Linked DNA regions of Mus musculus: region 1 is linked to region 2. A link is a loop called in an ENCODE intact Hi-C map of the cell type or tissue named here. Cell type or tissue: heart. All regions are shown on one strand.

Region 1 (8,000 bases), 380 kb before region 2:
GAGAGATGACATTGGCTTCTGCTAACGCAAGCAGGCACAGTGACCAGGCATTTAGCAAGCAGGTGATGTTATAGGGAGCCCTCCAGAAAAAACCCCTCACTCGATCACATCGGCAGCCGGCTGGGACTACACTCAGGTATTCGGGACCCAACTGTAGTGGCAAGTGTTTGGAGAACTGGGCTTTTAAAGGCAAAGACCACGTGCTAATCTCTCTCTTCAGCAGTTGCAGGGGGAGGTTTTGTCCCAGCAAACCGTTTAGGAGAAGATAAGATATATGGTTAGCTGGAGGGGGAATGTTTCCACAAACAGGCAGTTAAACAGAAGCTAACTTAGTTATCAGCAGCATCCTGACCTAGGGTTCCTAGAATAGGGTTGGGTCATTTCCCACAGGGCTTACCATCAAGAACATCAAATTCGAGCAAAATCTGAAGTGCCCATAGCAAGACTACAATGTGGAAGAGCTCCTGCACTGCCTTGTCACGGCACCAAGATGGGTGCCCTAGAGGTCACAGTTACACCGAGGACAATCTGTGTCCTTGTGCCTTTGACCTTGAACTGAGGGCTTCATCTGTGCATGGGGCTCTCCCGCCAGGTGAGGTGGGGACTGTCCCTCTCCCATGGGGATGCTGGAGAGGGCTGGCTGAAGTTCGCTTGTCTCTTCTCCAAGTCAGTTAGGTTCAGCTAAAACCTTCCCAGGTTACTCTCTGATAAAGTGACTTCTTACCAGGGTGGGCCTGCTGAAGAGCAGAGCCTCTGGCTACTTTCCCCCTGGCCCTGGCAGGGGAGGCAGGGAATTCTCCAGTCTTTGGGGAAATCAGTAGAACTCCTAGAAGGCAGACTCCCGCCGGCCCCTGGGTCTGACCATCCCAGCCTCATCATGCTGAGCCTCCTGCAGGCCTCAGTGATGGGTTAGTCTTCCTGACAGGTTCTGGGGGCCAAGGAGCTTTCTGCTCATCAGCTTCTTGAGGCAATGGTCGGCTGCAGGGGTTCAGTTCTCTGCCAGAGCTGAAGAGAAACCCTGGTTCCCAGCTTGTCCGGCTCTGGTTAGGATAGAGCCACGGTATCTGTGCTTTCTGTGGGCCAAACTAGAAACTTGAACTCTTTGGTATTTTTTAAATGGTTTTGATTTATTAGAAAAATCGTGTAGCACTGAAGAGAACAATCTTTTTTTTAAAAAAAAGATAGTCTCTCTCTATGTAGATCAGGCTGACTTCAAAATCATGGTGCCTACCTGCCTCTGCCACCCCAGTGCTGGGATTAAATGAAGTCTTTTTCAAAATTCTTGTTTTTCAAGACAGGGTCTCTCTTTATAGCCCAAGCTGTCCTGGAACTCACTATGTAGACCAGGCTAGCCTCAGAACTTACAGAGATGCAGCCGCCTCATCCCTGCTGTTGGGACTAAAGGCATGCACCTTAGAGCTGTCTTGATGTCTGTATTTTGCACATAGATTGTATCAGTTTGTCCTTCCATCATTTTAACTGCTTCGCTGCTTAGACATTTGTTCCGTATACCTGATGCCCAATTCCACTTTATGATCTGTTAACTCCAAGTTGGGAGTGATCTCTTTGTACGGGTCACAGGGTGTTTGAGCTCATTTCCAAATTGTTATTTGGTCATCCTCGGTTTGCTTATTCAGTCAACCTTTCCTCCATTTTTTGCGTATGGCATAGAAAGACTGTGTAGGCTTTTTCAGAGACAGATGTGGGTGAAATCCTGCCTGTGGCATAAGTCCCTCTCTAGTTAAAGGGTAATCTCTCCAACCAAGGAACTAGAGTGCCCGCCTCAGCTCTGTAGTAATGCTAAGCAGTGCAGAGGGTAACACTTTCCTGGGGGAGACCAAACCCTCCCTTCCAGCCTTAGCCCCAGTACCCTTGGCATGCCCCGGGTCTGGAGGACCTGAGCCCTCACGCTTGGTAAAGCAGCAGGATTTGGGAGGACTGGCCACATGCCCATCCCGCTGAGATTCTAGGAAGCACAGGACAGTGGGACTTGTACTGGGATGTGGCTGCAGTTGTAGCTGAGCCGGGACCTATACTACAGAGAAAGAAGGTGCCCACATAATTCCTGACTTAACCACATCAGACCAGGCAGAAATGCTAGTGCCTCGCAGGCTGAGGTGCAGGTACCACGTGCTACTCGAAGCTCTATACTACTGACCAGTTAAATAGGCCTGGGCAGGGCAGGGTGGGGGAAGGAGGTGGGGGGATGGAGCTGCCATTTCTATCACACTCTGTTCTCTGACTGAACACCAACAGCCTCTCTCAAGGTGGTGTGCCTGTGCCCAAACAATGCCACAAACAATGTCACATGTCTCCTCTTCCTGATCAGGGTCCCTGAGTGTCTGTCGCCTCTGGCTGAATGAACATAGCTAGCTACCTTTCCAATATGTCCCCGTCAGCTTTGCAGTGGAGAAGGGGCCTTTGCATGTGGCCTGTCGGCCTCTTGCTTCCATGTTGGTTGTTCTGTCTCTTCCACACCCCCTGCCATCGCTCTGGTAGTGAAGGACATCGTGTGGATATGAGGGACAGGAGGTGACGTTGGCCCTGTCACCCACTGCCTGCTTCTGCATCTTCATTCCTCGCTTCCGAGGATCAGCAGGCAGGAGCACGGGTGTCTGACGAGAGCAGGCGCTTGGTTCTACCCGACAGACCTAGAGAGCTTGCGTCCATTGTTCACGTAGGGATTGGTGCCCAACATGCATTTAAAAGGAAAGGTCGGCCTTGGTGTTGTCTGTCTTCTGAGTTCATCTTCCCAGACCAGGTCAGCAGGGGGCTCTAAGCCCACTGTGTTGTTCTTTTAGAGGGTGGTCCTTATGACTCCAATTTTAATTAGCTCAACAGGAAAATGAAGGGGAAATTTATAACACACTCCCAAAACAATTCCCTATTGAGGGTCACTTCAAATAATTTTATTTAAAATGAATTCTCAGAATATTGCCCAGGTTGGTCTTGAATGAGATTATCCTCTTGGGCAGCCTCCTGATGGCTGGGCTCATATAACACTCTTCCTGGCATTTGGTGGATTCGATGATGGCTCTTGGGAGCTGTGAGCTTTACAGAAGAGGAAACTACCTGGAGATGCCGCCCTGTGGGCTCTCCTCACGGCTCAGCCACGGTTGTGTTTTCCTGTGAACTCTGATGTGGCGTGAAAAGTGCATTATGCTTTGTAGAATAAGGCTGGGTGACTTCTCAGAGAATTCAGTATACTCTGCTGCCCTGTTTTGTTTGTTTTAAGTCGGTGACTGGAGGGAAAGCTGTAGCATTGGTTATCTAAGGTGTTCCTGGTCTGGCTAAGGTGAGCACCAAGTCTGTTAACCAGCTGCCTTTATTTCACATCTGTGGCTGCTAAGACAACCTGACCCAAAGTAACATGGGGCAGGAAGCGGTGTGTCTGGCTTACAGTTCCAGGTCGCAGTTCGTTATAGCCGACAGGTAAGGCAGGAGCGTCAGTCACACCCACCATCTAAAGCTGAGAGAGAAGGGTGACTGCTCCTGGCTCCTCCTGTCTTAGTCTCTGCCCATCCATTAGCCGCACACACACATACCTGCAGGCCAGCCCAGGTAATCCCTCAGTGACCTCTCTTCCTAGGAGACGCTAGGTGTGTCCCACCACATCAGCCAAATGTTGCCAAACTGTTGGCAGGAAGTTCTCATCACTGAAAACACTTTGAAATCTATTCACATCCTATCAGGGCCTAAGGAAAAGCATCTGAGAAATAAAGGTGATGCTTTTGAGTTCTGGCCTAGGAAGAATGAATCTTAAAACAGCCAAATGTTTCAGTATTTTCATTATTAAGTAGATGGGCAAGATATTAGAAGTGGAAAGAGAAGGGGAAAACCAAAACCCATTGCTACTGCCCGAGTCTGTCGCCCACTGGTGTTATTCTCAGTTTGTCCACCAGGTGGAAGTCACACCTGCAAAATCAGTCAGCTGGGTGTTTCCCTCCATACATTGGTACACACAAAGACCCTCCTTACCTTAAACTTAAACCCTGTGGCACCACAGGAAGATACTTAAAGTAGTGAGCCTGGACCTAGAGCCCTGCACATGCTGCCCAGTGCTGTACCATGGAGCTACACCCTTAGTCCGGGAGATTTTATTCTATTTAAATTGTGAAGGCATTCCCCATTTGAGAGAGAGAGAGAGAGAGAGAGAGAAAGAGAGAGAGAGAGAGAGAGAGAGAGAGAGAGAGAGAGAGAGAGAGAGAGAGAGAAAGACAACATTTAGGTTAACATGTCGCAATTGTTGGATATCTTGTTTAGTTTAAGATACATTGTTCTAGTTAGTAAAGCAGAACTTGGCCCCCGTCCAAGCACAGTGCAGTTATTTCTGCCTGTCATTGTTAAAGGGAAAAGGTGAAGCCACAGTTTACAGATGTACCTGGGAGGACTGGACCCTTTATGTTCCTTGTGGGTTCAGCCATGAATTGCTACCAACACTGGTTGTCACATTGTGTTTATTTACACAGGACCTTTTCAGATGGCTTGCAGACTGTCATCCAGATAACTCAACAATGGCTGTCTCACAGTAGAAAGGGCAAGAATCAGGTCGTCATCCAGCCCATGAGGGTGGCTGTCTCTGCAGTCCCAGTCTGAGGCTGGGTTCCTAGAGGATTCCTGGACTGTTGCTGGTTTTCAGTCTACACTGTCCTGAAGAAGATGGATTTAACTCCATCAGCAACAGGACAGGTGAACCAGCCAGTGAGAGTGAGGGCCTCAGGGAAACGGCAAAGTTTCCGTCTTCCACATCCCTGTATGTGAGCTGCCATCAGGAGGTGGGACCCAGATACAGGGCAGATCTTCCAGCTTCAACACTAAGAGAATCCCTCCAAGGAAGGAGTGTCTAGGAGTGTCTAGCAGCTTGGGTTTTAGTTGATTCCAGATGTAGTCAAGTTGACAACCCAAATTAGTCATAACAAGTCCACCCCTTGTCAACGTGACACGCGATGACATCTCTTTCTGTCATGGTTCATTTCCAAATTCAAACAGTGACCAGGTCATAGCTCTGCCTAACACTTGTAATGAGATGTGGCTGGAGGGCTTCAGGCCAGTGACTTGACACAGTGACTTGAGGGTCTTCCTGCAGTCCCACTGGCCACCGCTTCCCACCTGCCTCCCGTGCTCCAGCCACACTGCTTCTCTGGCTGTTTCTCCTGCCTCAGGCCCTCGGCATGGATGCTCCTCTTCCCCCTCCTGGTCCCATGGTCAGGTCTCTGCATGGCCTCACCGGCCTCACCTTCACTCTCACCCCCCTTCCCCACACTGTTGGAATGATCCCCACTCCCAGTGCCTGGCTCTCTTACATGGATCCATGGATAGCTCTGTATCCATGGCCTCCTGTGCGCCGTGGAGGAGCTCCAAGAGACCCTGTTTGCTCATGGCTGCATTCCAGACATGTGCCTGGGTCTGGCTCAGTTGGCTAGTATATGGATGTCTGCGGTGAGTATCTTCCTAGAAGAGGGGTAGCTTGGAGGCAGACCCTGTCTCAGAGCAGAGCACACCCACAGAAGGCAGATACTGTGTTTCTACAGCTGGTATTGGCCCAGGTTCCGCTTCAGTCTCTCACGTCACTTCAGTAAAAGGATGACTCTGTTACCATGATGTTGGGCCAGATACTTACTTCTCATTATTTTCTTTAGGGTCAAGGTCCTGACCATCTCCAAAGATGGGTTACTTTATGGGTTTCCAAGAACAACTTGGCCCCAGAGTCCCCTTGTTCCAAGGGACCCCTGTGTCCTTGTATCCCTGTTCATACGGTCATGAGCCGGCACCTAGAAACTGCCTCATCTACACATATCTGAAAGTTCTGACTCCACCAATCCTTCCCTTCCTCCCTTCTTCCCCTCCTCCCTCCCCCTTTCCTCCCCTCCTCCCTCCCTCATTCACATAGCTGGCCTTTGGCTCCTCTGTTGGGTGACCTTGAATTTCCTTTGGGTTTTAGTGTGGTATATACAGATGCATGTGCCCATATGTGTGTCTTGGTGGCCAGAGGTCAACATCTGGAGTCTTCCTCTATCATTCTCTACTCTCTTTTATTTTATTTTATTTTATTTTATTTTTGGACAGGGTTTCTCACTGAACCTGAGTTCAGGGCTAGACTAGCTGACTGTTGAGTCCTTAAGATCCACCTATCCCACCCCACACAGTGCTGGGGTTGCAGGTGTGCCACCATGCCCAGCTTTTCTGTGGGTGCCAGGGATCAGAATTTAGGTCTACTTTACTGCTTACCAAGCTATCTCCCCAGACCAATGGCCTTGAACTAATGATTCTCCCAGATCACCCGAGGATTGTTAGCTATGCAGTACCAGACCTGTTTTTTGTTGTTGTTGTTGTGTTGTTTTGTTTTGCAGTGTTAAGGTCAAAGCCAGGGCTCTATGCACGCTAGGCAAACACTCTGAGCTGAGCGACCTTCCTAGTCCCCGGGCCTGTCACTTTAAGATCGAGCACCCCTTCTGCTGCTGCTGAGCCCTTCAGTGTCCTTGCTCAGTCTTGTTAAGTTGTTCCTGAGACTGTCTGTGAGACAGACGCCAAGTGCAGAGGGGAAGCCAGCCTCACAGCCTTAATGACATGTCTCCTGCTTCACCGCTGTTTGGGAAGGGCAAACTCGTGCAGCTATTTTTATTACAGTTACTCATTCTCTCCTACCTCGTTAAGCCTGGATCTTTCAAGCATGAATATCTGGTTAAATATGCAGTGTCTAATTATTGATGCACACACACGCATACACACACACACACACACACACACACACACACACACACAGATGATTGCCACTTAGAGCTTTCCTACTGGACTCCTTCCACAAATAATACAAATTTTATTTTTCTGAAAATAGAAAGGAATGTGGTTTCTTGCTGGCTCTGCAGTTTCCTTGTTTGGCTGGATTACATGTTCTTAGAGTTAGGTGTTCTGTATCCCAGGGCGGGGCTAAGGCTCTGTGGTAGTGGCTGGTCCATGTGAGACCCTGAGTCTTATCCCATCCCTGGTGTACATGCAGAGCCCCATGTCCCCACATCTGTTATGCAGATACCACGAATGCCCTTCCTAGCCCAAGAGTTCTGACTTGCTCCCACCAAGGCCTGCCTCGTGTGTCTCTACCTCAGCTCTTCAAGAGGCCATCGACCTGGGCTTTAAAAGTGTTATCACTGTGACCGTGATGTCACTCAAACTACCCCATTATCATCCTTTCAAAATGGGATATAAAGTAGATTATTTGAGTCATTTAAAATTATTCCTTGGTATCTTTAGAGACAAAGTTCCAATAAGAAAGCTTATCAATTATACTTTTGTTTCCAGTCCAAAACTCATGACTGCTGGCTCAAAGGCCCCTTGTTCTTACCACAGAACATTGCTTACAGTGTAGATGAGTGGCACCAAGCCCTGGCCTTTGTGTGGTACATTTATCCCCTAGGGAAACAAGAAGCAGTTTGAGATGAGGGGTGGGAGGGAGCCCCTGCCCCCGGAGGCGCATTTGCTGTTGACTGGTTCTGAATGAGGAGCTCTAGGTCTCTTCTGTCGCTGAAATAATTACGGGTTGTTTCTGGGACTTTTTAGCTAAATAATGCACAGAACTAGTGGCCTGTGGTGTTTATTTGGGAATGCAAACTCTAAGAGTCCCGGCTTGAGGTTTGGACAGATGTTATTTTTGGGTAGGGTGCTAGTTTCTTCTTCAAGAACAGCAGTGGGATTCCTTGGTTTGTCAGTTACCTTAGTATTGAACCGGGATTCTTGGGCAGTTGTCAGCCCCTGTCTGTCTCCACAGGGCAGCTGTCTGGCTGAGGTAAACTGCCTGATCAGTTTCTGTGCCAGGGGAGGGGCTTTAGTCAGGAGGCCAGGGTGACTTTCAGAATGGCTTTGATTCTAGCCCTGCAAAAACCAGGCATGGTGGTGCAGAGCTGTAATCCCAGTTAGTAACACACACACAATTATGCCGAGCAAATGTTCTATTTTCCAGAGGTGTGGGGGGGGGGGGGTACAGAAATGTAATACAGAAGTCTAAT
Region 2 (8,000 bases):
CTAAATGGAGTTTGAAGACTGAAAGAGCTTGAAGTATGCCTGTCCTCCATCAGCCTCCAGGTGCTTCTGAGGAAGCCAGGTAGCCAGACTTACAAGGGCTCCCTCTGCTCCTCACTTTTAGAAAGGAAAGGCTAGTGGGGCCCCAGGAAGGAGCCAGGCAGATTGCCTTGGGAGATTGAAGGTGCTGACAGGCAGCTGGCTCCTGGCATCTGCGTCACCTTGGCAGCCTGTCCAAACCAGAAGGGAATTCTCCTTCCTGCTCTTCTGGGTGGGGAGAGGATGCCTCCCTATGAATGGTGCTCAAGTCTGAACTCCTGGGAGGTTGCTGTTTTGGATCGGCTCTTGGGGTGACGCTGTGTGGCTGTGCAAAGCCTGGGAACACGGGGGCATTAGGACCAGGAGCGAGACGCACACTTGGCTCCCTGTCCTATCTGGCAGAGGGTTCCTGCAGAGCTGGAGGTATGTGTGAAAGGAAACCCCGACCGTGCCTGCCGGCTTTACATCTGTTGCTCTGACCTGACTCAAGGCATCCCAAGGAGGATGTCTGTCATCTTGGCTTGACTGAATCCCCCAGCAACTCGCCCCAGACAGCTTGTAGAACCTGACCACTCATGCAGAGGGGGAAAGAACATGGGCTAATCACCAGAGCAGGATGGACAAGAGCAGGGTGAGAGAGGAGCCAACAACCGGAGACCCTTCTCAGAAGACAGCTAACACTCAGAGAGGACCCAGGAGCCCAGGCTCTGGTGGCTTTCTGATTCTAGAGGGCAGTGGGTCTTATAAATGCTACGTTAGCATATAGACGTTAGCAAACGTCTGGTGGGATAAGAGGTGCAGGTGGATGGCAAAAAGCCTTTTAGCTGGAATGAACAGCCCAGGTTCAGTTTCGAGCTTGAAGGTACCTGGATAGCAAGGAGGAAGCAAACTTGATCAGGACCTGTTGCTTCGTGGCGAGTGGCTGCGACATGCTCCCGAGGAAGCGACCCAGGAGTGGACGTTCCAGGCTTCAGTTCCTCCTACTCTTCCTGACTCTGGGATGTGTCCTGATGATGGTGATCCTGCTGCATCCTCCCCCGCCCACCCTGCACCAGGCTGTCACAGCTCAGGCCAGCAAACACAGCCCTGACACGGGGTACCGCCTGGACTTTGGAGACTCTCAGGAGTGGGTCCTGGAGGCTGAGACTGAAGGTGATGAGTACAGTCTCTTGGATGGCCTGCCATCCTTCATCTCCCTGCAGGAGGATCAACTGCTGGTGGCCGTGGCCTCACCCAGAGCTAGGAGGAGTCAGAGCCAGGGCAGGAGACAGGGCAGCTACCAGTTCATCAAACACAGGAGCAGGAGATGGGATGAGGAAGCCCTGGAAAAGGACTGGAGGACCGAAGAGGATGGGGAGGAATCAGAAGAGGTGCTGACCCCACTTGGCCCGGACTCAGATGGCCTCAACAAGCCACTCAGTGCCCGCCTGCCCCTGAGGAGAGTCCTGCCCGAGGTGCGACACCCACTGTAAGTAAGGGCCCTGCCATCTCTTCTCCAGTCTAAGCGTGTGACTCAGTGGTAGTAAAGTCCCAGGTGCCAACTCTGCAGTCTGCCTCTCCCATCCTTAGGACAGTGCTCCCTTAGGACAGTGCTCCTTAAGATGTGGGCCCTGGGGCCAGATATCAGCCTGGCTGATGAAGTGCCTGAATTGGAGATCCTCAAATCCTGTCTCAGACCTGCTCAGTCAGAAGCCCCAGAGTCACTGATGAGCTACTAACAAGTCCCGAGGGAGGGACGATCTCATTCGTTCATTCTCTTCCCAGGCCTGCCTTTAGTCCCCCTAGGTCACACAGTGAGATGGGAGCAGAAGCTTCGAGGAACCTTCCATCTCTCTCTCATGCTGACTCCAGGGCAGTCTTCACGTTGGGTTACTATTAGTGTTTACCTTTATCTGGGGTCAAAGAAGCAGATGCAAGAATTGCAAGAAATGTCTACGTACTTCTTGCCCTGTGCCTGGTTTTAATCTAAGAGCTTTCCCTGTGAGACCCATAAGGCCCTAGAAAAGTCCACTTGCACTGTACGAATGTTAGCCTCACGCCTGGTTTGTACAGTTGAAAGTAAGGCACAGAGAGGCCCTGCAGCTTGCTCACTGCAGCTAGTAAGTGTCAAAGGAGAAATTTGAATTGTGGCATTTAAGTGCCAGGGGAGCCTGTAGCGTCACTTTCTGCTCCTCTCCTTGGTCCCTACAAGAAAGGAACAGTTCCAATGCCTGAGAGTTCGTGTGTTGCACTGCCTACAACTCAGCCTGCAGGGCGCCCCACCCCAGGATTCAAGCTTCTAGATGTATGTGACATGCAGATTTGTGCCCAGGGAGACAGTAGCTCACTCTCTAGTCCCCGGTCCCTTCCCACCATGAATAGCCACAGAGACAGACAAGAGATTGCCTGCTCACATCCAGAAGCAATGTGGCTGGGTAGCTAGAGTGGCCTTGGGCCCTGCCCTAGAAGCCATGGCTCTTTCCACAGCCCATTGAGCTTTCTGGAAAGCAAACATCATCTATCCCTGGAAGCAAAATGACATGTGTGGGATAACTAGGAGCAGGGCCGGGACTCTTTGGACCCCTAACCCCTCTCAGCCTGGTCGCTGAGCCACTCACGTGCACAGGTGTGCAGATCACTGGGAGCACGAGCCAGTTTAGGTTGTGTGTCCTGCAATACTCACCTGCCCTGAGTCCCAGTTCTGCTATGCTAACTTCACACTTTGGCTATAAAAGTTCTTCCCAGGACACTCCTGCCCTGCTCTGGTTTCGGGCTGTCTTTGAACTCACAACACCTTGTAGAACAGACATGGCTCTGAGTGTGTGCATTTCTGCAGTGCCTGCTTCCCCTGCTGTGTTGAGTCTGCAGAAGGTCAGGAGCGATTGCACACTGCATGACCCAGCATCCCGCACACCCCATACAGCTGCTGGATGAAGGAACAGCTTAGCAGTTCATTCCGTGCGTGTTCTCACTGGCTGAGAGCTAGAGTGAACATCTCCATTCCATAAACAAGAAACACTGGCTCTGGCTTTGGGGATGTGTGTGTGTGTGTGTGTGTGTGTGTGTGTGTGACTGTGTTTCCAAAGCACCCTACACATGCACACATGTGCTTGTGCACCTATGACCTGTGCGTGCACTGTGTGTTGAGTGTATATTATGCTATGTACTTTAAATGGGGTGTGTGGTGGGTAGTACATGTGCATAGTAGTTTAGGGTTTGGTATCTGCAGGTTGTGTGGTATGATAAGCATAGGTGTGAGCTATATTGATATGATGGTGTGTGTGTTTTCAAGCTGTGGATGTAGACTGTACATACATACATAGTATATCTATTGTGCATTGGGGCATGTATTATGTGGAACTGTGTGTGTGTTAAGTTGTGTGTTTGTCTTGTTTTTATGTAGTGTGTATGTGTATTGTGCTGGGACAGTGTTTCATATGTATTATGGGCCTTTGTGTATATTATATGTGTTATACATATTGTATGTGCTGCATATGTGCTGCAAGTGCTCTGTGTGTAAGACACATGTGCGTGTATTATGCATTTATTATGTAGTACATGGATATGCTGTGTGTACAGTATGAACTGGGTGCATTTTGTGGCATGATTACTGGGCACAGGTGTAGATGTTACTATGTTTAGCATGCAGGAGTATAATGTGTATACATATGGTACATGTGTGTATGATGTGACATGTACTGTGCCTATGCCTATATGTATATGTTATGATACAATATTTTTTATGTTCTATGGGGCATGCATATGTGTGTTCTATAGCTTGCATGCGTGTAACATGTGTGTTGTAAATGTTTCTTGCAATGGTCATGTGCTTGTGTGCAAGTGTGTTTCATGTGTATATACTTGTGGTGCAATGTTCATGTGTGCACAGGAGTTGGTGGTACAAGTGGATACACATATACCAGGTGTGTTTGATATAAACATGCTTGGATATATACGTATACGTTGGGCAGACCGTTTCTTTGGCTGTTTCTTCCCTCCATGGTAACCAGTGCATCGCAGTTGTCTGGGACCTACCCCATTTCCACACTGAAAGGTCTCTGGCGTCAAGAAACCTCTTTGCTTCCAGTGAAGCACACACTTGGGCACTCCAATCTGGGAGTCTCAGTTACCAACTCTATGTAGAGGTAGACAGAGCCCTCTGCTGGTCACTGGCAGTGAGTGCAGTCGATACAACCAGCGCTCATACCTGCAATCTGATTCCAGGCACAACCTCTACCCTATCCAAGGTAGCAGTGTCCCCCACCCCCATCCCATTCTACTGGGTAGAAAAGCAAGAGACACCACATAGTAAGCACTGTATGTGGTGTGGAGCCCTGAGCTTTCCTGCCAGGGCTGGGAGACCTCTGCCTCTGGTGTCCCTTGTCCCACACGCCTCCAGTCTCCTCCCTGACTCCTAACCCAGGCATGTCCTCCTGACCTTCACCCAGACCCCACACCACCCTGGTTTTTGTCAGTCTCCTGGCTAGGTTTGAGGTCTCCTCAAGAATTGCAGCTGGAGATCAGTTTGCATGGAGGACATTCAATGGAGTTACTGATAATGAAAGACTGAAATATAAAAAAATACTAGAGTAAAAGAAGCCAAAAGACAGGCTCATGGTGGTACATGCCTGTGACACCAGCACTCGGTGAAGGAGGGTGCGGCAGGAGAATTGTGGGTTTAAAGACAGCCTGAGCTACACCACTAGACCCCCATCTCAGAACAAATGTCTCCAGACAGAGGCAAACTCTAGTAAACATATAATATGTGCTAGAGACTCCCCCAATAAGTGGCTTTTACCTCCTGAATCTGCTTCACAGATCTGTTCAGTGGGGTCCATTTTATGAATGAGGAAAATCAAGGTGTAGAAAGGGGAATGGGTTGGTGCCATGTGACCCAACAGCCTGTTCGATGCCAAAGTTAAGCTCTTAAACCATTATGGTAGACTCCGAGTCTGCCAATTTCTGGACCAGGCCTGGGAAAGACACCTGAATTGCAAACATTTAAAGCTTGCCGGTCTTAAAGCTGGTCACCTCCCAGCCTCTGAGAGTGCATTGGTGGATGCCTACCACAGAATCCTTAGTAGTACCAAGGAGCTGAAACTGCCCAGAGTCTCGTCCCAGAACACCAGAGGGCTAAATGCAACCTACAAAGTGCCCATCTGGCTTACACTTAATATTTGTGGTGCATCCAAGCACCCAGAAGGCTTGTTTGAAGTACAGGCTCCTGGGCACTACAGATGCTCTGAAGATGCTCTGGGAACCCTGTTCAAAGTCAACTTTCTAGGTCAGGTTAGCCAGAGCAGGGATCCTCAACCTTCAACATGCCTGTGAACATGCAGTAGTGGGTTGGTGGGCAGAGCTGGATTTCGGAGGTCTGGGCTGCAGCCTGAGAGGCTAAGTCTGCTGTCCTGGCTCTGCTTTCAGCAGCCAGGGCCTACACCAGCGGATCTCAAGTATGTGTAGGCCCAGTTCGCCTGTGTGTGAGTTCAAACACAGACATTTGGTCTTTGTGCCCCACCTCATATCTGATCCATGAGGGTGAGATGGCTTTTGCAGGCAGCCAGGCTGAGAAGCAGGGTCTAATTGCACAAGGCTGGTCTCCAGCATTGAAAGCCAGTGGAAAGAGCTTGGGAGGGGTCTCTTCTCCTGAGCTAGGAGGTAGCTGTGTTGTCGAGCAGAGAGCAGTGTCATAATTCATGGTCCATTCCGTTCCCTGAGATGCCTGGGACATGCCAGACAGTGGGTCACCTGATGACTCTCTGCTCCTCTTGTGAGTTCAACAGTCTGACCTGTGAGAGACAATGGAGCTATGACTGACAGGGCGGCAGAGGGAGAGGAAAAACAGAACTAGGAAGGGACCCAGCATCCCCATTCCCACCAAAACATTGTCAGTGAAGTTTGGATCTGGGCCTAGCCGGCCATGTCATGAGGGCAATCAGAAGACACCATGCTTCTGTCCCTTGAGGCCCATGTGGTGTGGCCATGATGGGGGACAATGTTTCCTCTGATCCCTCTCACTGCCACATGGCTGAGGCAGAAACTGCTCAGTATAACCCAAAAGTCCAAAGTGCTTAAGGGTGCCAGTGTGAGGAGGGGGCTTGCTCTGTGCTGGCCTTAGGGATCTGGGGAGAGGTCAGCCTGCATGAGATTCCCTCTCATTCCTAGGGAGGAGAACTTACACCAGTGTTAGTTACCTGGCCCCACCCAGGTGGGATCCATAGACCTATGGCATCAGCCCTGCAGACTCCAAGGCCCCACTCAGACTAGTGAGGGGTGGCAGTAATCGCTACATCAGATGTTCCCTGTGGCACTAACACTCATGTGAAAGTTGGATGCTTGGGACATAGCTCAGTGCAAGGGAATGTGCTTAGCCCATTCCATCCAAGAATCAAGCCCCAGTACTGGGCTCGGGGAATATGAGGAACTGGAGAGACGGCTCAGCAGTTAGAGCCCGCATTGCTCTTGCAAACAGCCTGAGTTTGCAATATAGCTCCCATGGCATCAAGTTCACAGTTGCTTATAAATCCAGCTCCAGAGGATTCAATGCCCTCTTCTGACCTCTGCAGGCACCTGTATGCACATGTGTATACACACAGACACACATACACAGAGACACTCACACACACACACACACACACACACACTCACACATACATACACATACACACTTTTGTTTAGAATATTGTTTCATCGGTCAATAGAAGAGCAGGCAGAGACCATACTTCTATCTCAGTTGTAGTGTTAACTCCTCACTTAATTCACAGTCTTTTCTGACGGATATTCATATGATCTGAGGTCACTCCTTTTGAAAATGCACTAAAATTATGTACGCTTGCCTGCAGCTTTTTAAAACGCCGTTGAAAGTATATTTAAATGTGCACTCTCGGAGTCTGAGTTTAAACTCGTCTAATGTTAAATGGAGGGCTGCTATGGGTCAAGTTACTGTCACAGTAAGAGCCTAGGGTAGAGAGGTATAAGCCAAGGGCACCACTGGCACTGGCCACGCACACACTCCACTTAGGGCAGACTATCCAGGCCTCTCTGTGCTCAGAGGCTGACCTGGCCCGGGAGGGAAATCTTACTTTATTGTGTTCTGTTTTGTTCCATATTTACCTGTGCTACTATTGTGTGACTAGGGCAAAGTGAGAGGTACAATTAGTCAAAGACTGCTTAGCCATACCTCAAACTTACTCAGATACTTTTTATCCTTTTGAACATACACCTAATTTCTACCTACAATTATTTTTAAAGATATCCAGTAAGTCGGCTGAAGGCACAGGGCTAAGGATCGACACCCCTGGGCATGGCAGCTGTGGGCGAGCTGCCCAACAGTGGTAGACAGGGTGGGCTATTGAGTCTTCCCCAGGAAGCCCCGAGGCACAGCTGGCGCACCAGCTCGGAGAGTTATCGCCTTAACAGGGATTTTTATAATGAGTTGTTTCTGTGGCTCGCAGCTCAGTTTTAGCTCTCCCGTTTTTCAGCTTGATTGCCTTTTCCTTTCAGATCTTTCAGCTTGTTTCCATCCACACATAGTATATAATTGAACATGGCAAAGTCTTCTCTCATAGTCTGCCGTGCAACATGACTCATTGGGGTACCATGTTCTCTCATACCGCTCTGCCCTCCATAGTAAGGGGGCTCCCCACTTCATAGGCCGATGTAGCTGTACTGCTATCCTCCAGCTATCTGAAACACTTCCATCAGTCACTAGTTTTCTGGAAACTACCTCTGCAGTGGGTGAACACCAAATGTTACATGACACATGAACAGCACTGACGCAGGCTAACCTCTGCCACCTTTTAGTGAAGACCCTGGCGCCCAGTGACCTCATCAGGACATACAATATTTTTTAATGTGTGAAAAATTAATGAGTCTCCTACCAGATCTACAGGGTTGTCTGGAACTTGCTTTCTGATTCACTCTAATAAGTGAGCATCCAGGAACATTCACAAGGTCCTCTCAGGTCTAAGAACAGAGATGCTCAC

The links. Peaks named below come from ENCODE experiments on the same cell type or tissue, not always from the same donor. Only the 100,000 strongest peaks of a DNase experiment are listed, where the experiment ranks them.
Region 1: a loop joins it to region 2, with 2.1 times the contacts of the local background. A loop is called at or near these places in 7 of 42 quality-filtered maps.

The regions. Positions count from the first base shown.
Region 1 is chr14:31,653,120-31,661,119 of GRCm38, forward strand. The region is part of intron 1 of Btd (biotinidase); the gene reads left to right. Among named protein-coding and RNA genes, the nearest start is that of Btd, 16 kb to the left of the region's middle. In heart, a CTCF peak has its summit at 3,896 (motif pointing right); DNase peaks (open chromatin) are centred at 3,932, 6,522, 6,942, 7,412 and 3 weaker places; H3K27ac peaks cover 5,308 bases.
Region 2 is chr14:32,028,528-32,036,527 of GRCm38, forward strand. Galnt15 (polypeptide N-acetylgalactosaminyltransferase 15) reads left to right here and starts at 576. Exons shown (of 10, transcript NM_030166.3): 1 at 576-1,504. The coding sequence starts at 966. In heart, a CTCF peak has its summit at 4,182 (motif pointing left); DNase peaks (open chromatin) are centred at 344, 1,074 and 4,194; H3K4me3 peaks cover 904 bases; H3K27ac peaks cover 1,051 bases; H3K27me3 peaks cover 2,009 bases.